Regions from separate parts of the Mus musculus genome. Here all the other regions are linked to region 2. Evidence: chromatin loops called from intact Hi-C (ENCODE). Cell type or tissue: heart. All regions are shown on one strand.

Region 1 (8,000 bases), 52 kb before region 2:
GATACTGGTAATGTTTTCCCTGTCTCGGCCTCCCTCCATCTCTCCCTCCCTCTTCCAGGTTCTTACTACATAGATCTGCCTGTCTTGGGACTCTCTCTGTAGACCAGGCTGGCTGCTGCCTCTGCCTCTGCCTCTGCCTCTGCCTCTCTGCCTCTCTGCCTCTCTGCCTCTCTGCCTCTCTGCCTCTCTGCCTCTCTGCCTCTGCCTCTGCCTCTGCCTCTGCCTCTGCCTCTGCCTCTGCCTCTGCCTCTGCCTCTGCCTCTGCCTCTGCCTCTGCCTCTGCCTCTGCCTCTGCCTCTGCCTCTGCCTCTGCCTCTGCCTCTGCCTCTGCCTCTGCCTCTGCCTCTGCCTCTTCCTCTGCCTCTGCCTCTGCCTCTGCCTTCCAAGTTCTGGGATTAAAGGTGTGTGCCACTATGTCCCACCCCTTTATTCTTCTCTTTGTTTTTAGAATATGTGTGTATGTGTGTGTGCGTGCATGCACTATACATGTAGGGGTACCCAAGGAGGCCATAAGAGGGTGCCTGATGTGGGTTCTGGCAACTGATTTTAGGTCCTCCACAAGCACAACAAGGGCTCTTAACTGCCAAGCCATCTCTCCCCCTCCCGCCCCCCCCCCCGATGGTTTTCTCTCTTTATTCTTGTTAGAGGTTTATCCATATTATGAATTATATTTTTTAAAATTTAAAAATTCTTATTGCTTAATTAATTAACTTACTTGCTTACTTATTTATTTCCTTTAAGACAGGGTGTCACTCTGTAGCTCAGGCTGGCCTGGAGTTCATGGCAATCCTCCTGCCTCAGCCTCCCAAGTGCTGAGTTTATATAGGTGTGAGCCAACCTGTTCAACTTTTTCCTTTAAAAACGTATTTCCTCTTTTCACTTAACTCTGTACTTTACTCCTCATTTTAAAGCTTTTTCATTGTCTTCTTAAACTGTGAGACAGAATCTTATGTTGCCTAGGCTGGCCTTGAACTTTCTGTGAAGCTGAGGGTGACCTTGATCGCCTGACCCACAATTGCTGGGGCTGTCACCCCATTTTTGGTCTTCTTCTTCCTCCTCCTCCCCCACCTCCTCCTTCTCTTCTTCTTCCTTCTCCTCTTCCTCCTCCTTCAAAGATTTATTTATTTTATGTATATGACATACCAGAAGAGGGCATTGGATTCCGTTACAGGTGGATGTGAGCCACTATGTGGTTGCTGGGATTTGAACTCAGGACCTCTGGAAGAGCAGTCAGTGCTCTTAAGGGCTGTGCTATCTCTTCAGCTCCCTCTCTTCCTCCTTCTTCTTAATATCACCCAAACCTGCATCGCTCTATGAGCCTGCATTACTTACAACCGCTCATTTTCACATATTCTGTCTTAATTAGAATTCCTCTCCCAACTTTGCCATGCATTATTTAGCAGCTCATTGTTTAATTTATAAGTATTTACTACGCCATCACTGTTTTCTAGTTTAACTGAATTGTGCTCAGGAGCACACGGTGTTCGGACGGTTTCCAGCCTTTGAGTTTGCTGACCTTCTCCACGGCTCCAGAGAACAGTCTGTGTTAATAAATCATCCATAGGAAGTTGAAACTCTGCATCTGGGCTGGGAGCTGAGTCAAGGTAGCTAACCCCTTTGTTCCAAATCTGTGTCTCTGGAGACCTTTTTATCTCCTAGATGCTGAGACTTCCTCTGTCTGTAGTATTTCGCATTTGTGCCGTGATGTGTCTAGGTGCATTTTTCTTAATTAACAGACGTCTTAAAGGGCGGCTTAAAGGGAGGAAGTGCAGGATTTTCAATTGGCCCACTGTAGGCAGCTTTTCTCCTTATTAGCAACCCCTATGGGTGTGGTGTATTTATTATAATAAAAGAAAAGAAAAGAAAAGAAAAGAAAAGAAAAGAAAATTCTTGGCTGGGGATTTGTCTGGCTCTTTGAATCAGTAAATCAGTGTCTGGTGGGTGCTGGTGGGTGCTGGTGGGTGCTGGTGGGTGCTGGAGGGTGCTGGTGGGTGCTGGAGGGTGCTGGTGGGTGCTGGGGGCTTCTCCCCTTCTCCTTCTGCACTTCAGGTTAAATCCATGGTGCATATTTGTCATGGTCTCTCTGTCTTATACCTTTTCTTTGTATTATTTTAAGCTGTTGTTGTTGTTGTTGTTTGAGACAAGGTCTCACTATGTAACCCTGGCATGACTAGAACCTGCTATGTAGACCAGGTTAGTCTCAAACTTACAGCACCCCTCCAAGCTGTGTGATACCTGGGATACCATGTGGATGGGATTTTTTTTTTTACATGTGTATATGTGCGTCAGAGGGAAAGACAGACAGAGACAGAGATAGAGAGAGACAGAGACACAGGAACAAACACACACACACACACACACACAGAAAGAGAGAGAGAGAGAGAGAGAGAGAGAGAGAGAGAGAGAGAGCGCACATGGAGGTTAAAGTACAATTTGTGGGCGTTTGCTCCCTCCTTCCACCATGTGTGTCTGGGCACCAGACTCAGGTCATCAGGGTGACAGCTAGTGTCTTTACCCACTGAGCCTCTCACTAGCCTTACATTTTAGTCCCCTGTCCCCATGCTCATTCCAGGGTTTTTTCTCTTCAGTCAGGCCCCAGCCACTCTAATTTTTTCTTGGCTTTTCATTACTCTATTATTCATTCCTAGAAGTTTAATTTGGTTTCTTCAAGCTAATGGTCACAGCCTGGTGGTGGTGACACTCGGGAGGCAGAGACAAGCAGATCTCTGAGCTCATGGCCAGCCTGGTCTACAGAGTGGGGTTCCAGGAGAGCCAGGGCTACACCGAGAAATTCTGTCTCAGAAACAAACAAAGAACAAAACAAAAAACACCCGGTGGTCATTCTGGGAAACTTTCATTCCTCATGAAGATGCTCACTCCACCTTTGCCAGTGAGTTTGAAAACGTATTTTGGTGACTAACATGAATCCTAGGTGCTTTCCTCAGAGAGCTAAGTTGCATCTTTCAGGGAACAGAGGCACAAATGGTCAACGTCACTTCAAAACACATTCAGCATTGAGATGAAGACTGACCATCCCTGAAACACAGTCTAGAATTCAAGTCCCTTGGTGCGACTCACTGTGAGGTGGCCAGCTCACTGCAGCTCAATGGTGGCCCTTATGTGTGCTGTGCACTTGCCATTTTATCCTCCATTCTGTGCTCCTTCAGTCCCACTGTTTCTATTTATTTTCATAAGTTTATTCGTTTAGTGTGTGGAGGGGCGTGGATGTGTCACAGTGCACACTTGGCGGTCAGGGGCAAACCTTGGGAGCAGCTCTCCCCTTCCGCCTTTGAGACTGGAGCTTGACTCCAGGTTGTCAGGGTGACGCAGACATCTCAAACCACTGAGCCACAGAGCCTTGTTTTATGTTTTAAAAAAATCTTTATTATAAAAAACGTTGTTGGGAGCTGGCGAGATGGCTCAGCGGGTAAGAACACTGACTGCTCTTTTGAAGGTCCTGAGTTCAAATCCCAGCAACCGCATGGTGGTTCACAACCATCCGGAATGAGAACTGACGCCCTCTTCTGGTGTGTCTGAAGTCAGCTACAGTGTACTTATGTATAATAATAAATAAATCTTTAAAAACAAAACAAAACAAAACAAAAAAACCAAAAACATTGTTAATGAAAACCATCACACACCAACCAGAATTAACCAGTCCCAAAGCTATACAAGTCAGAGACCTTCTATACTGAATGGTCATTTAACCCTTCCTCGGCCTTTCTTTTTATTTCTTTCCTACATGTTATCCTGTGCCTACATGTACATTTGTGTGTGTGTGTATACAATAGATATATACACATATACTATTGGCTATATTACACACATGGAGCAGGGCATGCAGGTTTTTTTTCTGAGAGTCTGTGACCTAGCTTAATATTTAAATCCCAGCCATTTCCTATAAACTTTGTGATTATACTTTTTGTTTGTTTTGAGATGGGAATCTCACTGTGTCGCTCTGGTTGTCCTGGGATTTAATATGTAGACCAGGCTATCCTGGAACTCACAGAAGCCCACCTGCCTCTGCCTTCTGAGTGCTTGGATTACAGACGTGCGCCACCACACCAGACATCACCTGTGCTCTGAACTTTTGTCTGTCTTCCTTTGTGAAGTCATCGGTACAACAGGCCAAACTGCCCAGAGCCAGGAAATGTCCAATAAATGTCACAATAAAAGGGGACTTCCTGCTCAGCGTATGGTGGCTACTCCCTTTCTTCTGGGAACTCCTTGACCCTGGCTGCCCAGCGCCCTGACAGTCTCAGCTGTCATATCATTTAGGAGGGGGCAGGGCAGGGTGGACAAAGAATACCAAGTAGCCCAGGCTCGCCTCAAACTTGCTCTATAGTTAAAAGAGCGGCCTCTGTAGAGGTGGAGAGTGTGGCTCAGAGAGATGAGGTCACCTGCCCAGGCTCTTACAGCTGATAAAAACCAGACTGGCTGGAGAAATGCTTAGAAATCAGGAACGCTGGTTGCTCTTCCAGAGGCCTGGGTTCAATTCCCAGCACCCACATGGCAGTTCACACTAGTCTCTAACTCCAGTTCCAGAGAATCCTCTTCTGACCATCCCGGATGCTGGGCATGCAAGTGCACACACATACATGTAAGAGAAGCATTCATACCTAACAAGTCAATAAATAATTTTTTAATTAAAAAAATTAAAAGAAAAAAAAAAACAAACAGAGGTATGCAGTAAACTTTGAGCTAGCTTACGTGCGATCTAACCTCTTCTTCCCTAGTCTGTGCAGTGCCCTCTTTGAGACTTGATCTCTCCATACGTAATGAGTAAGGTGGTCCAGTCTGAGTCTCTGAGCTTCTCCTTCAGTTCCACGCTAGCCCTGACACGGGAAGCCTGTCCCGGAGAATTCCCTGTCGGCCACAAGATGGCAGTGGTGTGCAGCGAGAGCCTGAGGTTCGGGATGACACTGCAGGCCAGGTTTGTTTAGTTGTCTCTGCTTCTTGTTGTGGTAATAAAGAGGAGATGACTTAGCTTGAGGTTCAAAACCTCGTTTCCCCTCCATCTCACTCCATTTAACAGACTCTGGAAGATGCCTCCTCTAACATGGGGGAGGGGCGCCGACATAAGTTTGCTAACCCTTTCCAGGCTGAGTTCCTATTGGTTCTCACACCTGCCAGTCTTTGCTCCCTACATGACACGGTTGAACTTGTCTTTCACGGTCCTTCCCTCTTTTTTATTTGTTCATACAGGGTCTCACTATGCAGCGCCGGTGGACCTCAAACTCGTAGAGGTCTGCTTGCTTCTGCCTCCTAACTGCTGGGGTTAACGGCATGCATCATCACTCCATGACATCTTATTTATCTATCTATAGACAGGCTCTTACGCAGTAACTCTGGTTGTCTGAGAACTCACTCTGTAGACCAGGCTGGCCTCCAAATCACAGAGACCTGCCCGTCTCTGCCTCCCGAGTGCTGGGATTAAAGTCACTCACATTCAGCTCCCTCCCTCATTCTTAAGGTTCAGCCCCATCCCACCCCCACCCCCACCCCCACCCCTTAACCCACCCTCCACCCCTGCCTCGAGGATTCAGGTGTATGGGAAGTAGAGAGGGGGGAGTTGAGCAAGACTTGCTGCCCTCTTGACAGAGGACAGAGGCCGCTTGATATATCTCCGAATTGAGGTCAGTCTGGTCTACAGAATGAGTTCGTGGATAGCCAGAGATACATAGAGAAAACCCAGTCTTGAAAAGCAAACAACCCCCCCCCCCCAAAACAAGAAATTACAAAAGCAAACAATGGAAATAGAACCACATTACAAGGAAAAAAAGAGAAGAGTTCCTTTTTAAAATTAATTTTTGGAAAAGCTAAAGAAATGGCTCTACGGTTAAGAACACTTGTTGCTCTCATAGAGGACCCAGGTTTGATTCCCAGCACCCACATGGCAGCTCACAGCCATCTGTAACTTCAGTTCCTCATGATCCAACTCCCTCCTCTGGGTACCAGAGATGTATATACATACATACATACATGCACACAGGCAAAACACTTATACACATAAAATAAAATAAATGAATCCAAAAAAATTAATTTTGTAGTTTGAAAGAATGGCATTTCTAGGCTTAAAACTAAAAGCTTCATTGGTGTGGACTTAGGAGATGGCTCAGCAGTTACGAGCACTGGCTGCTCTCCCAGAGGACTTGGATAATTCCAAAGGATATTCCCAACACCCACGTGGCCATTTACAACCATCTATAAGTTCAGTTCCGGGGGATCTGATGCCCTCTTTGGCTTCCACGTGTATCAGACATGCAAATGGCACACAGACATACAAACAAGCAAAACCTTAATACATATTTTTAAAAAGTATTTAAAGCAGCAAGAAACAAACAAACAAACAAACAAACAAATGAAACCTAAATACTTGGAGCTGGAGAAATGGCTCAAGAGAGCTTGCTTTGAAACTGTGAGGACCTGAACTTGGATCACACACATGCCGTTTCTTCTCCTCTCCCTGGAAGCACCCTCTTGGAGAGTTGAGTTCCCCATATGTAATGAGTAACTTGGTTCAGATCTGGATCCCTGAAGAGCCCTGGGTTCTAATATTCTCAGGCTGGGACTTCATGGTCTAGAGTATGTCTGTACTGTGGGAATTACTGCAGCTTGCTGGCCACACGCCCAGCCCAAAATATGAGCTCTGTCTTTAGGAAGAGACCCTGCCTCAAAGATATAAGGTGGAGTATCTCCCCACCTACCTCCTCTGACCTCTGTGTACACCCCAAACTCCAACCCCCCCCTACCAATAGATGTTTAAAATTTAAAAAAAAAAATTAGAAGCCACAAAAATACTGGAAACGGTTGTTATGCTTTTGAAGAAATTCTCACTGTGATGGGTAACGTAAGCACGCATTTAAAATACATTTAGATTCCGTTTTTCTCCTATCAGATTGGCAGAAGTCCAAAGTTTGATAACATTCTTAAGCTGCGTTCCCTGAGCGAGCAGGCATGCACATTACTGCTCGGGAGAGGACGCCTTCACACAGCCCGTATGTGGGACAAGATGGCAATCTTTAGCAAAAATCACAAAAATACCCACAGGACGCAGAATCCTGAGGTGACCCTCGCCGGTCTCATCTCCACAAGGACCTGAACTTGCATGTGTCCAGGGCAGTGATCAGATCCCATTAAGTGGCAAAAGGGAGCTTGAAGAGGGGCAGGTGAGGTCCCAAGTCAGTTGATGTGGAGTAGGGAGATTATCCTGGGTGGATGGAGACAGGGCAGGGGAGCCCCCTTGGAAGTCTGGGGTTTCCCCAGCAGAAGTTGTTATTTCGAAGGCTGAGAAAGAGGCATTGTCATGATTCTCGATTGTCGTTGAAGGGAGCAAGAAGGACTCTGGGAGTTCTAGGCTGGTAGCCACCAAGACAGCAGGGACCCGGGGTCTATGCTTCCAGGAATCAAATGCTGCCTTGGGAATGAGTTGGAAGCTGCTCCCTTCCAAATGAGAGCTAAGCCTCGCACACATCTTAACGGGCTTTCCACCACCCAGCACGGGGTATGTGCTGAATGGCGCCAGTTGTTGTCTTAAACCGCTGAGTGTGAGATAATCTGATATGCAGCAATAGAAAGCCAATTCACGCTGGTCCGGTGATGGGGGTCTCCTCTAATTCCAGCATCCAGGAGACACAGGTGGGTGGGTTTCTGAGTTCAAGGCCAGCCTGGTCTACAGAGAGAGAGAGTTCCAGGACAGCCAGAAGGAGAAAAAAAAATCAATGTAGTATCTTCAGTGTAGCTGGGGGACTTTTTCTGTTAATATTCTTGCTCATGGATGAAACAGTGTAAGCACAATGGTTTGTTATAGCACTGTTTAAGATTAGATCCGGTGACTCGTGCCTATAGCCCCAGCCGAGACAAGAGGCCTGCTGTGAGTTTGAAGCCAGAGTGGGCTACCACTGAAGAGCCTGTCTCCAAACAACAGACATATAAAGTAAGAAGAACAGCTCTGGAGCTGAGGGTAGAGATCAGAGGTAGAGCATGGGTAACTCGTGCTG
Region 2 (8,000 bases):
GCACCCAGCTCAGGAGTCCTCTAAGCATATCTCTCTCTCTCTCTCTTTCTCTCTCTCTCTCTCTCTCTCTCTCTCTCTCTCTCTCTCATTTCTCTAGGCATCTGTAGCTGAATTGGGGTACCCAACTCAGGACCAGACAGTCCTGGTTCCTACAGTCTCCTGCTAATCAGGGTCAGATGGGTGAGGAACGGAGATCTGCCCCCTTCAGGTGTCCCTCATGACTTTCATCTTAGAGGGCAGCCATCTCTGGGGTACACAGGAATAAAGCAGGAGAAGTGGGTAGCTGAGATGGTCAGTGGGGCTGGGACTGGCCCTAAGATGCTAAGACATTGTATCTCTCCATGGTTTAAAGGAATAGCAGCCAGTCTCCATCCACACACATGGACAAAGGCACTCCCCCTCCCCCTGTGTACACTGCCTTGGAAGAATGGAGGCTGTTTGCTCTATCCAAGCTAGAGCGCCTAGGGGACTTGGAATCCACAGCTCTGAACTGTAGAGTTGGTGCAGAGCCTGGGCTGCCCACTGCCCACGCAGCGATCTGTATCTTCCACAATCCCTGACTGTACATCGCCTGCAGCAGCTGTTACTTGAATGTCCTTGCATGATCTGCCTCCCATCCCCCACGTGCTGTAGCCTCCTCTGGGACCCCTACATGGCAAATGGTCGCAGCTCCAGATTGGTGTGTGTGTTTGGGGAGGGGGGGTGCGGACAGAATGCAGAAGGATGACTCATCACCATGGGAGCAGACTACCGAGTTCCACATTCACACACTTGCAGAGCTGTAGACACAAAGGCATGCCCACACGCACATTCCCAAACTCACAGGGAGACACACTGAAATACACTGAGCGCACGCACATACACACGTGTGCATACAGTCCTTAGACACAGACACCAAAACAAAGGGACAAATCAAGACACATAAGACATCTCTTACCCAGGGGGAAGCCAATCATCATCCAAAAGCCTACTCTCGTACGGAGACACACAAATACCCATGGCTAGTTTCTTTAGAGACATCCTAACCACCCTCTGTGAATATATAAACCCTCTCCCTTATCACCCCACTGTGTCTCTCTCTGTGTGTCTCTGCTGTCTCTCTGCCTCTCTCTGTCGCTGTCTCTGTCTCTGTCTGTCTCTGTCTCTGTCTCTGTCTCTGTCTCTGTCTCTCTCTCTCTCTCTCTCTCTCTCTCACACACACACACACACACCACAGTCCCTCTTCTCTGGAGTCCTTCATCCATCCCCTGCCTCAGGCAGCACTCAGAGCAGACATGACAGTTTTAGAGTCCTAGAGATCTGTGGCCTATATTCTTGCATACAGATGCCACAACTACCCAAGGACAGAGTTTCTGCCTTGGGTCCAGCCACTCCCATTCTTCCAGAGTAGATAGAGGTCACCAGACCCAGAAGGGTGATGTCCTAGTCATCTGCTCACAGACCCCCTGTTTGCATCTCCAGTGCCTTAGAAGAGGGTCTGGCTGCAAAGGGAAGATGGTGGTTACAACTCCCAGGAAGGAAGGGATGTGTGAGAAAGGACCCTTGCTTGGACGACACTGTCTTGAGGTGATAGGTGGACAAAGTCCCCACCCACCTGCTAGGATTCCCAGGAGACCTGATCCAATCATGTGCACCTGCTGTTGTCTGCCTTAAAGACACACACACACACACACACACACACACACACACACACACACACCTCCGTGTTAACCCAAGGGCCACTTGGTCCTGCTTCCGGCTTCAGAGCAGGTGTTGCTGTTCTAGGAAGTCCTGGGTGAGCTCTTCTGCTCTGTTGTGACTCTCAGCTCCCTAGGTCTCACCCATCTTTGTGGACACCATAGGGAAATGCCTTACTCCCCGGAAGCCTACATCCTATGCAGAACTGGGGGTTAGAGGGGCTCTGGGAGATCTGAGAGTGAAACACAGGTTCGAACCTCAGCACTGCCTCTGACCTTGGGCAAAGCCCCGAGCTGTGTGTATCCAAGGACTTATCTGTAAAATGGGGACAGTAATAACTATCTCCCCCAGGCTGACGCGGGGATTAAATGAGATCATGCATTGAGTATCCTGTGGAAATGGCGGCCGTATTACAGGTTCATTGCTTGCCACAGAGATTGGTAAATATTGAGTTAATGAACGCCTCCAGCTTCCCTTCTTCTGCCTCCACCTCATGTCTGTGCTTTAGGAGGGGGAAAGTAAATGTGAACAAGAAGGATTTGGGGCAGGGAGAACGGGAAAGATCAGGGCTTTCTGACATCTCTGGACACCAGCTGCTCCAGCGCGTCCTGAGATTGCTTGAAGGCGGCACCGGCATCCTCTTACCCTTATGCCACTCACCTGTGCCACCACCCTAATCGGTCAGGTGAGGCAGCAAGTAGTGGTGGGGTCCACCCCTGCTCTGTGGCCCCTCGACGCTCCCCACCCCAGGTGCGTGCTGAATGCCGGGTGGCGGGAGCGTAAGTGTGCGAAGGATGTGAATGAGCCAGTGGACGCGTGAATGGAGGTGGATGGAAGCGTGAAGTACAAGGCGGGGCTCCAGCTGGGTGACCTCGAGTGCAGACAGGCCGGGGCTCCCTCCCCTCTCCTCCCAGCATCCCGCTCCGCTCCCCTCCCCGCGGCGCGCAGCCCTCCCTAGCCCTCCCGAGCTACCGCGGGCACCAGAGCCGGGACCACGCAGCCACTGAGCGGACAGCGCCGCCTCAGGAGGGGGCTACCCCGCCGCGTCTCCAGTTCCGCACCAAGGCGAAGTCCCGCGAGCAAGGTCCAGGTTCCAGCAACGGAGGATGCCCGGGGCCGGGAGCCAACAGGTGCGGGGCGTGGGCGACCCCCAGGACTGACTTGGGGATTCCAGAAGAGCATCGGCAGGTGATGGAGGGGGCTGGAGTCTCTGGGGACCTGGGTGCCGGAAGACTGCGCCACCCCCCACTCCGCTCACCTCCGGGAGGTACCCTTTAGCGCACTTGCTGCCCCTTCTGGGAATCCTCCCAGACCCCCTAAGGAGCAGGGAGGTCCCGCTGGGAAATCGGTAGGCCAATGTCTCTGCCCCTTCCCCTAGGGCTCTCGAAAGGACTGTCCATCCTCTTAACACCAATCTGGGGTCGTCCCTACCCAGCCAAGGGAAGAAGGGGTCTGAGCAAGGGAGGAGGGAGCGGCCTGAGCCAGGCCGGATTTATGAATGGAGAGCGGCCTGCGCACCGGCTCAGCGACCCCTGGCGGCCGTCGGGGAGCATCTCGGCCCCGGGGACTCCAGGAGACCTAGCAAGGGGGGTCTTGAGAAGCCTGTTTCTTGGCGTGAGGATCCTCCTTTCGTCTCTCCTAGGAAGGTGCTTACCCGCACTCCTCTTCGCGGGTCTGTGCGTTCCCGCGCGTGTACGCTCACTGAGGAGGATCTGGCAAGTCTAGTGGGCGGGACCTAGGTCTTTAATATCTCCCTGCACCCTTTTCCCAGCCAAGGGAAAAGGCTTGAGGACTGACTCAAGAAAGAATATTTGTCGTTGGGGATGGGTTTCCTTCCTAAATCTGTGGTGGCCGGAGGACTCAGACTGTCCTGGATTGGCTTTGTGACCTTGAACAAGGGACTCAACCTCTCAGCTTCCCGTCTCTCCATCCACACAACAGGGCTTGCTAATAATGATACCGAATACTGACTGGAGGGCCAGCTTCTGGGTGTACCAGGCTCTGGGTGAAGTAGTTCCCAAACCTTAGAGCTCAATACTCTTCATCGTGGCTCTGGAAGGTAGGTAACTTTAATACTCTGTTGGACCACTGGGTGGGGAAACTGAGTCTCAAGGAGGGAGGTAAAAGGTGCCTAGCTCCACCATTCCCACCCCATGACTAAGAATAAAGAGACGGAGGTAGACAAAGTCCCTAATGTCCTCTTCTTTCCTTCCTTCCTTCCTTCCTTCCTTCCTTCCTTCCTTCCTTCCTTCCTTCCTTCTTTCCTTCCTTCCTTCCTTCCTCCCTCCCTCTCTCCCTCCCTCCCTTCCTCCCTTCCTTCCTTCCTCCCCTCCTTTCTTCCCTCCTTCCTTTCTTCCCTACCTCCTCTCCCTCAGGAAGTTTGGTCTGAGACCCCAAAGACCTGAGGGCAAGACCAGGGCCTTTGAAAGGAGTGGGCTGAGGGCTTGTGGGAGTTTCTCTTTCTCCACAGAGCCCAGGACTCTCCTCAGCTGAAGTGGCTCCTAAACTCATGGAACCCTCGGCCACTCCTGGGGCCCAGCCTGGAGTCCCCACTAGTAGTGGGGAACCCTTCCATCTGCCTCCAGACTATGAGGACGAGTTCCTCCGATACCTGTGGCGCGATTATCTCTACCCGAAGCAGTACGAGTGGGTTCTCATTGCAGCCTACGTGGCTGTGTTCCTCATAGCCTTGGTGGGCAATACCCTGGGTAGGTGTCTGTTTTCTTCTGAACTAGAGGGAGTCCTGGGCCTTCCCTTCATACCCATTCTTGCTGGTGAGGTCGGGATGGGGCCTGAATGTGTGTGGCTTTGCTAACTGGCTTCACCTCACCTTGCTGCTCTCTGCAGTCTGCCTGGCTGTGTGGCGGAACCACCACATGAGGACAGTCACCAACTACTTCATTGTCAACCTGTCCCTGGCAGATGTGCTGGTGACTGCCATCTGCCTGCCTGCCAGCCTGTTAGTGGACATCACCGAGTCGTGGCTCTTCGGCCAGGCTTTGTGCAAGGTCATTCCCTATCTCCAGGTTAGCTCTCCCATGGCCCTCAGCACCCTCTACCACATCTGTCCAAAACCTATGACCTTGGTGGCTTTCAGTAACTTTATTGTTTGCCTTTCAGTCAAGTTACACTGGCTTAGGACTCTTGTGGGGCTATTCAAACCACCAGGCTGGACAGTTGGGAACACAGACACAGCCCGACATACACACATAGACAAACTTGACCACACACACACAGAGACACATACACACACACAGACACACACACAGAGTTACTTTCGGGTCCACAGGCACATGCAGAGAAGAGACAGAAGCCCACAGTGACAGACCTGCACTTAACAGGTCTGCTCCCTGACTCCAGTAGGGACCAAGAGAGACAAACAGAATTCTCTCTCTAGTCTCCTTCCCCAACGCTGGACACCAGGACACCCAGATGATATCAGTGGAATAGGAAGAGGACTAGCCAGAGACCACCACGGCCTCTTAGTAGCCCTTGGTCCTCTTCCTGTATCCTGGGAAACAGGGCACCCTGGAGGCAATGCCTACCTATACTACCAGTCAATTCATCTGTGCCGCTCAGACCAAGAGAGATTTCCCAACAGCATAGGGGTGACCTCCCGGGCTGACAGTGATGCCTCAGGGACTTCACACTGCTTTAAGGTTTTCTGCCCAACTGGTCCCCTCTGTGGATGGAGATCATGTGTCTCATCTCTTCACTGTACCAGGACACCTACTTCATAGGTTTTAAAAGTAGAGAAAGGAGGGGTAGGAGAGATGGCTCAGGGGTTAAGAGCACTGGCTCTTCCAGAGGCCCCCGGTTCAATTCCCAGCACCTAGATGTCATCTCACAACTGTCTGTAACTCCTGTTCCAGGGGATCCAACACCCTCATACTGACATACATGCAAGCAAAACATCAATGTACATAAAAAAAATTATTTAGAAAAAAATAGGGAGAGGTCTGTTTGCCACACAAAGTCTCATTGTGTGTGTCAGGTCTCCAATTGGACATTTTCCATACACGATTTCATTTATTCTCACCAGCATCCTGCCAGATAGATGCTATATTCCCATTCTGCAGATGAGGCTCAGAGAGGGTGAGTGACTTGCCCAAATTCACACAGCACAAAGGGGTGGAGTCACGATTTGCTGCACTGGTAGCTCTGGGCTGTGAACTGTTTCCCCTCCCCCTGCCCCGCCCTACCTCTGATGTTGTGTCCCTGTGGGGCAGGCTGTGTCGGTGTCAGTGGCAGTGCTGACTCTCAGCTTCATCGCCCTGGACCGCTGGTATGCCATCTGCCACCCACTGTTGTTCAAGAGCACAGCTCGCCGTGCCCGTGGCTCCATCCTGGGCATCTGGGCTGTGTCGCTGGCTGTCATGGTGCCCCAGGCTGCTGTCATGGAGTGCAGCAGCGTGCTGCCTGAGCTAGCCAATCGCACCCGGCTCTTCTCTGTCTGTGATGAGCACTGGGCAGGTAATGGGCACTTCTGGAGGTGTATACCCCCAGGGCAGGGGATTTTCAGGGTGGGTACCCCCAGGGTAGGTATCTCCTCTAGTGTGAGCATCAGCTGGGGATCCCTCCAGGCTGGCACCACTAGACTGGGCAATTCTAGGCTCTCTCTCTACCCAAGGTGCTTATGTGAATTCAGTTGTCCCCAGGTCTTGCTTTGGTTCATGTTGGGACAGGGTGGCATTGCTGAGGCAGACGGGGACCTCCAGGGTGAACTTGACCCTTGTGTCTTGCGACCTACAGATGAACTCTACCCCAAGATCTATCACAGCTGCTTTTTCATTGTCACCTACCTGGCCCCACTGGGCCTCATGGCTATGGCCTATTTCCAGATCTTCCGCAAGCTCTGGGGCCGCCAGGTGAGGCTCATCTGCTGTCGCTGTCTGGGCTGGGAAGGGGGAAGCTGTTTTTCTAAGGGAGTAGATGGTCCCTGACATTGGAACATATTATCTGCACTGCGAATATAGCGAGGCCAGGCCCAGGGACGTGGGGAGCTGGAGGCCCCAAAGTGACTTGCAGCCTCTTTTAATTAATCAATTACCTTCCAGGGCTTTGGCATAAGCCAGACAAGTGTTCCAGCACTAAAGAATATGCACAGAGCCTTTCTCCCTGATCCAGGTTCCCTCTGTCCTTTTTAAAAATGTTACAGGGTCTTGCTAAGTTGGTCTGACTAGACTGAACATCCAATTCTCCTGCCTCAGTCTCCTGTGTAGCTAGGATTATAAAGCCGGCTTTAACCGCCATATCTTATTCCCCTCCCCCCTAAAAATGTGAGAAAACAGACCCAGAGAAGCAACACAATGTCCCTCCCTCCTCCGGAAAGCACTCAGCTAGCCAGCAGAAAATCAGAGGTCAAAACCCAAGCCAGGCTCCAGAGCTCAGCTTAGGATCAGAATGTTAACCTTTGCAGTTTCAGACCACTTGCCCAGTGAGGCACTCTTGCCCACCCCTGAGTGTGACTGCTAAGGCCAGCCAGGCCAACTGGTTCCAGGCCTGGCTTTCTCCTCATTACATGGAGCCTTAGTGGGGTTGCTGAGATTGTGTTCACAGAAAGGTGGGTGCTAGGAGCCATTTGTACTGTGGCAGTAAGTCCTGAGCCAGTATCTAGGCAGTGAGAGAACACGTGTCACGGGCTGACAGGTCTCAGTGACATTCTGGGATATCATGTACGTTCTGCACAGTGCTACCCATGCCTAGGCCATGCAGGGCACTGGGTTGGGAGATGGGTTGGGAGATGTAGGCATACCCAGTTAGAGCCTTTCCTGGCTGGTCTACCTTAAGAAAGCAAAGGACTAGAGAAGTCACAGCTCACAAATGTATGAGCAGTCTCTAAACTCTAGTTTCTTGCATCCTGGATCCATGCCTCTTGGCTGTGGGGTGATTGCAAGGCATCTGCCTAGGCAGAGAGCTGGTGTCAGGCCTTCCCCGTGCCCTTCCTGATTCCCAGGGCTCCCTACAGTGTGACATGGACATCTCTTCATGACTCAGCTTTTCATCCTGTCCCAAAGACGGAGCTGCAGATCTCAGGAGGATGGGGGAGCAGTTAGAGGGGTGTTCAGAACCCCGCAATGTGGCAGTGTCCTTGTATGTCCCTGACTTGCTCACTAGGCCCTAACCATAGGGAATGACTCTCTCAAGGAGACATCCACCTTTCCTTCCTCTGTGTGTGTGTGTGTGTGTGTGTGTGTGTGTGTGTGTGTTGGCTAGATCCCTGGTACCACATCAGCCTTGGTGCGGAACTGGAAACGGCCCTCGGAACAACTGGAGGCTCAGCACCAGGGCCTCTGTACAGAGCCCCAGCCCCGGGCCCGAGC
Region 3 (8,000 bases), 120 kb before region 2:
GTGATAGGCCAGTGCTCTGCTACCGACTCCCCCCTCCCCTCTCCCCCACCCCGTCTCTCCCCTCCGCCTCCTTTCCATAAACATGAATGATTGCTAAGACAAAATCCCTAAGACTAATAACGTTCAAGGTTTCCAGACATGGCTCATGCCTGTAATTCCAACCTTTGGGAGGGAGAGGCAGGAGGGAGGGCTGCTGTGAGTTTTAGAACAACCTGGGCTATAACGTGACTGAGTTCCGGGCCAGCCTGGACTACCTGAGATTCTCATACAAAACAACCAGAGGGCCTGAGTGTGGGTCTCCAGCAGAGACTTGAAGCACAGTATTATAGCCTCTGCCCTGCAGGGTGGGGGACAAGGGGAGTCTCAGGAGTTTGCTGGCCAGCCAGGGTATCTGAAATGTCACCTTCCAGGGTCAATGAGAGACCCTGCCTCAAAAATTAAAGTAGCTGAGCCGAGCAGTTGAGGAAGAAACCTAACATCATCTTCTGGCTTACACGAGTGTTTACACATAGACACACATGCAAACACACACACACACACACACACACACGCACGCACGCACGCACGCACGCACGCACACACCATGTTACTACAGGCAAGGACACCCACGTATACACATGCATACACATACACTCTCCACCCCTCCCCCGCCCCAAAACAAGCTGTATCAACTTTCCTTCTGTTGCTTTGATAAATACCACGATCCAAAGCAACTTGGGAGGAGAGGATTTACTTCAGCTGACGCTTCCAGGCTCCAACTGTTCCATCCCGGAAAGATGTCAGAACCAGGACCCAGAAGGAGGCAGGAGCTGAGGCTGGGGCTGAGGAGGAGGGACATGGGTTTCTGGCTTGCCCCCTATAGCTTGCTCAGCCTGCTTTCTTAGTCCAGGGCAACCTGCTCTGGGTGGCACCACCCACAGTGAGCTGGGTCCTTCTGGGTCCTCCTGAAGTGATCATTAATCTAGATGATGTCCCAAAGTCTACCTAGAAGCTGTTGCTGATTCAGGCAATTCCTCAATTGAGGCTCCCTCTTCCTAGAAGACCCTAGCTAGTTTGTGTCAAAATGACCAAAACTTAAGCAGCTCCTGGTTTGGTGCTTTTTCTTTCTTTCTTTCTTTTTTTTTTTAAAGATTTTATTTATTTATTTTATATATAGGATGAGAACATATATATTGATGTAGTTGTCTTCAGACACCCCAGAAGAGGGCATCAGATCCCATTACAGATGGTTGTGAGCCACCATGTGGTTGCTGAGAATTGAACTCAGGACCCTTGGAAGAGCAGTCAGTGCACTTAACCGCCGAGCCATCTCTCCAGCCCCATTTGGTGCTTTTCATTACTTGGTACTCAGTACTCCGTACTCAGTACCCAGCACCTGTTCTGGGAATAGTATGAAATGACTAGTTTATACCCTGTACAGGGCATTCATGAGATATGTTGAGGGAATCCAGGGTTCACAGAGGGTGTATTTTACTCAGGGGTATAAGGAGTCGGAGTAGACCTGAGGGTTTGAGCAGTTTGTTGTTCCCTGGGCCTCCAAGGAGCCAAGCCCATGCAGTACTGTGATGGTTTCCAGACACACCCTGCTGTGCTGTGTCTGCTCACCTCTGTTAGTGGCCCTAACAGCTTGCCTTCCTTTCTCACAGCCTGCGATCCTCTGACCACCGTCAGGTGAACAGCCTGATGCAGACAGAGGAGTGTCCGGCAGAGATGGTGCAGCAGCAGCAGGTGGCCGTCAGTGATGGCAGAGCCTATGACAATGAGCAGGATGGTGTCACCTACAGCTACTCCTTCTTCCACTTCTGCCTGGTGCTGGCCTCCCTGCATGTCATGATGACGCTTACCAACTGGTACAGGTATGCCTCAGCAGCCTGGTGGGTGGCAGGACCTGGCCAGCCCCAGGTGGACTCACTGTGTGTTTCCCCCAGCTACTCATGGGTGTTCTGGTCTCTGCTCAGAGCTTGGGAACATAGGTGGCAGGGGTCTGCCTTAGATCCCCATAACCCAACCCTTGCTCTGCCTTAGTTTCCCTGCTGTGCCTTCTTAGCCCAGCTTCTGATATGTTTGCTTCGAGACCAGAAGGGACAGTTAGGAGGTGAGGCTGGGGTGAGCAGGGAGACTATGTTTGCAAATCAGGGCTGGACTGTAGGGGAATCTGGTGTGGGAAGCATGGAGGGGCAGGATTAGGATGGGGCGGTTAGACTCGAAGTCACAGAATTAAGAGTAAGAGTCGTCAGGCAGTGTTGGCACGTATCTTTAATCCCAGCATCAGGAGACATAGACAGAGGGATCTCCATGAGTTTGAGGCCATCCTGGTCTACAGAGTGAGTTCTAGGCCAGCCAGAGAAACCTGGTCTCAAACAAACACACAAAAGTCAGAATCAAGAGGTCTAGAGTTAGGGTTGGGACCATTGAGAGTCACATCTTGTCAGGATTGTTGGGGAGTCATAGTCTGTCGATATACACAGGTCATTTGGTTAACGTAGGGAGGCAACGAGCTGAAGTCAGGGTAATAAGGTCGGGGGCGAGGATGAGTTATTGGCTTAAGAACCAAAGTCAGGGACAAGCAGGGTTAAGGTGAAGTTCATCAGTCCTCAGGGATGAGGAGCCAAAGAACTGAGTGGCACAGTCCTAAAGACAGAGTTTCTCTGTGTGACCCAGGTGAGCCTTGAACTTGAGATCCTTCTACCCTACTGCCTGAGAGGCTGGGATTGCAGGCCTGGACCGCTGACCCTAGGACTTTTGTTTTGTTTTTGTTCAGGGTCTCATATAGCTCAGGTTGACCTCACACTCATTCTGCAGCGAAGAATGATCTTGAAGTTCTGATCTTCTTGCCTCTGCCTCCCAAGTGCTGGGATTAGAGGTGTGCATCACCGTGCCTGGCTCACGGTGACAAAGTGAGGGACCAGGAGTCAGGAGATCAAGTGGAGGCCTCAAACTATAGTCAGGACTGGAGTTGAGGTTAAGTTTGGACCTGGGGTCCAGGGTCCTAGGTCAGGTGTCTCCAGTGTGAAGCACAGGGATTGGAGTGGCACGGTAAGAGCCAGGGTTGAGGTTTGATGTCTCAGCTGGCTCATCAGGTCAGGGAACAAGACTGAGGTCACAGTACTGGGGACCAGGCTCATGAGCCCGATGGTGTGTTCCAGCCCTGGAGAGACCCGGAAGATGATCAGCACTTGGACCTCAGTGTGGGTGAAGATCTGTGCCAGCTGGGCGGGGCTGTTCCTCTACCTGTGGACCCTAGTGGCACCCCTGCTCCTGCCCAACAGAGACTTCAGCTGAGAATGCCCTGCTGCCTGCCTACCTGGTGCCTTGGGGCTCAACAAGGGTCAGCCCACCCTTGGCCACAGCTATCTGCTCTCTTCCAGGACCCGCTCAAGTCAGGATTCTCCATTCTCAGTGCCTCCAGGGTCTGTGGGACATTATGCTCTGACCCAAGCCCTGCCTTCCTTTGCCCATGATCATGCATACCCACCCTTGGGACTGAAGTTAACCCCTGTTCTCAGGGTCTCCAGAAGAGGGCATGAGAGTAGAGAGTGGCCCAGAGCTTCTCAGCTGACAGGGGGGGGGGGGTCACCCTATACACTAAGGCCTGTGGGGGTACCCACCCTATACACTAAGGCCTGTGCTCCAGGCCTCCAGAGCCCACCCCCTTCCTAGACCATGTGCCTTAATGAGTCTCTAAGACTTCACTCAATAAACATGCCAGTACCTGTGTGTGCCTCCCATGTCTTGTGTGCCTCACCCCTGGTGTGAGGAGGCCCCGTGCCTCCTTAGCCAACCTGGGAGCTGGGGCGTGCTTGGAATGAGGGTGTTGAAGAGTATGGTGAGCAGGACAGAGGACAGGGGTGATGAGCTAGACAGGACCCTTGTTTACAGTGTCTGCTTGGGAGCTCTGCTCCCCTCTGCTCTCCTCTGTCCTGTATTTGTAGTCTGGACGTCATCACTCACTTCTCTAAGCAAGGGCCGCCGTGGTCCTTGGGCTTGATGTCATGGGAGTCCAGAGAAGACCCACGACATTCCCAGGCCTTAAAACAGTTGGGAAAGGACTTGTGCCCTGGAGCCACCAAGCCTGCCTGGCTCTAAGGAGGCCAGGGCTCCTAGCTCTTCAATGATTAGAGGAACGTGGTGCTGCCTGGTTGGTCAATGACTTCTGCAGTGGTTCAAGGAGTGTGTGGCCTGTACAACAGGCTCAGCCAGAGATGCTCAGTGTTGTGAAGGTCACAGGCAGGCTCCTATCACTCCAGTGCAGGCCAGGCATCCCGCCCACTTGTGGGTGTGGCCTTGTGTGGGTGTGGCCTGAAAGTCTGTTTGGGTGCTTCTATAGTCTTGCCCAGGACACAACCATCTCCTAGGTACCACCAGGGTTTCGGGGAGTATAGGGATTCAAATAGACACCCTGAAAACAGAGCAGGAAGCGTTGGGCTGAGAGGACATTTGCTGAGGTACACAAGGCCATGGAAGAGGAGCTCAAGGGCAAGTACAAACTGGAGTGCAGACAGCATGCGGGGTCAGAGGAAATCAAGGAGATAGGTGTGGGCGGGATGGTACAGTCTCCCTCAGGGGATGTGGGGAGACTAGACAGAGGGGAACTACTGGGGTACTGAGCTGGCAGAAGGCCTAAAGCTGTGAGCTGATGCTGGGATGTTCCCCATGACTACAGCTGAGTGGTAGAGTCACATAGTATTTTAGACAGATTTCCCTGGGTGAGGTGGGGCGCATAAAGGCTGGACTTCGTGAAGCTGAGGAAGGCTCTCACTAGGGATGGGTCTGGAGGATGTGCTTGCCCCGCCCCCTGCCCCCCCAACCCCCGCCCCCCGAGATCCTCTGAGTGAGGTTGTCAGAGCACCATGCATTGCTATTCTTTCCTTGTTTCTCCTTCAGGAGAAAAGAAATGCCCAGGGTGTCCTCGTGGCCTGTGTATTTGTAGAGGTGGTTGATTTGCCAGATGTGGTGGTGCACAGCTTTAATCTCACCACTTGTCCGGGAGGCAGAGGTAGGTTTATAAACTGAGTTCCAGGACAGCCAGGGTTACACAGAGAAACCCAAAACAAAAACAAAAAGAAAACAAAAAAACAAAAAAACAAAAAACCTTCCCTCAACAACACCCCCCAAAAAAAGAAAAAGTGGTTGTGGTTGTAAGCTTGTTACAGTCTCAGATCATTCAGTCAGCAATGCACTCACCACGTGCCAGGGGCTGGGCCGGGCCTTGCTGGTGGTATGGGGGAGGGGCAGAGCAAAGAGCCACTATTCTAAGTAGGTGAAGGACTTTCCCCTTGTCTCCTTGGTGTCACACTCATTAGCCTAGAGGTAGGGTTGTCACCACCCACCAGGGCAGGGAACCTGTTTAGCTGTCCCCTCTCCCGCTACCCAGTGACCTGACTTCCACCCACAGGGAACCTGTTTAGCTGTCCCCTCTCCTGCTACCCAGTGACCTGACTTTCACCCACCCTCCCATCTGTTCCTGGCTCCTCAGTTCTTCCTTCCCACCACACATACCCTCTCTTCCTCGTAGACCTGTCACTATCCCTTTCTGGTCACTTCCCCTCTTTGGGAAGAGAAGCTCTGTTGCCTGCAAGCCCCTGATAGGGTGTGCTTCCTTACTGCACTGGGACTGAGAAAAGAGCTGTCCTTGAGTCTGAGGAACTACAACGTCCTGTCCCCAGGCCACTGTCCTTCAGCCCCACCTGCAGTTTAGGTTGCAGAGTGACAAGGGGGTTGGGGGGCAGGGTGAATGCAAAGCTGGTCGATGACATCTGAAACAGACAGTGCTTGGAGTGCTCTGGGCTTGGCTAGTTCTGTCTGCCTTGATGTGTCATTGTGTGTTATTACCCTCTCGGGACCTCACCTGGATTTTTCATGACCGCGGCCACAGTAGCTTTCTTGTAAGCCATAAAGTGCTTTGCACTCAGTACTTACACAGCAGACAGTCTCGGCCCTTGTGGTAGTTTGAATATGCTCAGCCCAGGAAGTGGCACTATTAGGAGGTGTGGCCTTGTTGGAGGAGGTGTGGCCTTGTTGGGGTGGGTGTGGCCTTATTGGAGGAAGTGTATCATTGTGGGGGTGGGCAATGAGGCCCCCCTCCTAGCTGTCCAATAATGGACTGAACCTCTGAAAACGTAAGCCAGCCCCAATTAAATGTTTTTCTTTATGAGTTGCCTTGGCCGTGGTGTGTCTTCACAGCAATGGAAACCCTAACTGTATCAGCCCCTTCTCCCTTTGCTGCCTGGCCACTTTGCAGCCTCTCTGAGCTAATCGGATATAGGAGAAAATGCTGACTGTGTTTGCCTTTCTGTTATAAGGTCCTGCTCTGCCTTTTAACTCAAAGCAGTGTGTGGAGCTACAGCAACCTTCTTGGGATGATTAGAACAACAAACCCGTGGATGGAAATCTGCCTAGGAGACATGGAAGAGTTTGGGTCCCTGATGTCTGTGGGAGCTCTGCTATGCCTGGTCCGGATGTCACTGAGATGGGGAAAGCCAACCCCAGTATATCTGAGTCCCATTACTGTGCCTAATGGGACAGCAGTGCAGCTGAATGCGTGGCTAACTGTCTTAGTTACTGTTCTGCTGCTGTGAGGAGACAGCATGGCCAAGGCTTACAAAAGAAAGCATCTAGCCGAGGGTTTGTATAGGTTTAGAAGGTTCCGGAGTTTGGGGGGATCACGGCAGGAAGCAGGCAGGTGTGGCACTGGAGCAGAAGCTGAGAGCTTTACTTTCTGACCCTCGAGCAGCAGCTGAAGAGAAGATAGACAAACAGACAGACAGACAGAGACAGAGAGACAGACAGACACATACACACAGAGACAGACACACAGACACACAGAGACAGACAGACAGAGAGAGAGAGAGACAGAGACACACAGAGACAGAGACAGGCAGACAGACAGGCAAAGAGACACACACACAGAAATAGAGAGAGACAGAGATAGATAGATAGACAGAGACAGACAGACAGACAGAGGCAGACAGAGCCTGCCTGAGACAGAGCCCGACTGAGCCTGGGCCTGGCATGAGCTTTTGAAATCTCATAACTCATTCCCAGTGGCACACCTTCTCTAACATGGCTGCACCTCCTGATCTTTCCCAAACAATTCACTAACTGGGGACTAAGAATTCAAGGCTACGTGCCTTTGAGGGCCACTTTCATTGGAATAACCATATTAACTGATATAATTAACTGGCCACTAATTTTAGTAATAAGAACAGCAAGTACTGGCCCTGCACCTTGTAGGCATAATGTTTTGTGTGCTGCGAGCTTACCCTTGTGCTACTCAAATGCTGACTTCTCTGCACCCCCCCCCCATCCTGTTTTAATCTGGACACAGCATTGTAATGCTTATACCAAGAATCTCCTGTCTCAAGTTTGTATAAACAGTTCTTACCTTTTATTCTCTGCCTTGTCAATAAATGCTGATAACCCAGTGGTTGGGCAGAAGAGAGAAGGAGAGGAGAGTCAGATCACAGGCAGGATGGAGGAATTGGAGCAATGAAGAAGGGGTCTGGAGAGCCAGATCGATACACAAGCATCATGGGATGGGGCTGGGAGTTAGTTAGCCAGATTAGCATAGCGGTTTAAGACACATCATTCATTTAACTGCTCAGCTATTGAGGTGCAGTCTTAAATACATCTTGGTTTCTCTGTAGAGTTATTGGGGATTACAAGGTAAATCAGTACAGCCACCAGATTAATTCACAGCTTACCTTTATATTAGGCATAATTCATTTTCAGACTCTAACCAGCACCCATTCCTCCTAGTACTGTGTGTCTTTTTTTTTTTTTTTTTCTGTAACCCTTGAATCCATTTGTGTGACAGTCACTGTGCGGTCCAATTCTCCCCAAGGCCAATACAATCGAGAACCTATGCTCACTCGTCATCATGGTTCCCTGGGGGCCTACAACAGAGCCTGAGAAAGAGAAGTACTCAGAACAAGTCGAGTTAGTTAAATGAGCACTGCTTGATTCTGGAACAGGGAAGCTGTGGAGAGAGCAGAGTGGAG

The links. A loop is a pair of places that touch in the nucleus more often than their neighbours do. Peaks named below come from ENCODE experiments on the same cell type or tissue, not always from the same donor. Only the 100,000 strongest peaks of a DNase experiment are listed, where the experiment ranks them.
Region 1: it touches region 2 in a loop (7-fold over the local background); 23 of 42 quality-filtered maps call a loop at or near these places.
Region 3: it touches region 2 in a loop (2.6-fold over the local background); 6 of 42 quality-filtered maps call a loop at or near these places.

The regions. Positions count from the first base shown.
Region 1 is chr4:130,186,030-130,194,029 of GRCm38, reverse strand. No RefSeq gene overlaps it. Among named protein-coding and RNA genes, the nearest start is that of Tinagl1, 15 kb to the right of the region's middle. In heart, no CTCF peak of the experiment used is centred here; DNase peaks (open chromatin) are centred at 4,269 and 4,879; H3K4me3 peaks cover 392 bases; H3K27me3 peaks cover 537 bases.
Region 2 is chr4:130,133,815-130,141,814 of GRCm38, reverse strand. Hcrtr1 (hypocretin (orexin) receptor 1) reads left to right here and starts at 2,653. Exons shown (of 9, transcript NM_198959.2): 1 at 2,653-2,807; 2 at 3,619-3,736; 3 at 4,148-4,385; 4 at 4,525-4,703; 5 at 5,907-6,150; 6 at 6,430-6,545; 7 at 7,894-8,000. The coding sequence starts at 4,187. In heart, a CTCF peak has its summit at 3,211 (motif pointing left); DNase peaks (open chromatin) are centred at 2,544 and 3,204; H3K4me3 peaks cover 1,294 bases; H3K27ac peaks cover 880 bases; H3K27me3 peaks cover 7,246 bases.
Region 3 is chr4:130,249,212-130,257,211 of GRCm38, reverse strand. Serinc2 (serine incorporator 2) reads left to right here. Exons shown (of 10, transcript NM_172702.3): 9 at 1,647-1,856; 10 at 3,147-3,715. The coding sequence ends at 3,282. It overlaps Gm46724 (a long non-coding RNA gene), which reads right to left. Exons shown (of 3, transcript XR_003955118.1): 3 at 7,408-7,907. Among named protein-coding and RNA genes, the nearest start is that of Gm46724, 17 kb to the right of the region's middle. In heart, no CTCF peak of the experiment used is centred here; no DNase peak of the experiment used is centred here; H3K4me3 peaks cover 488 bases; H3K27ac peaks cover 2,467 bases; H3K27me3 peaks cover 540 bases.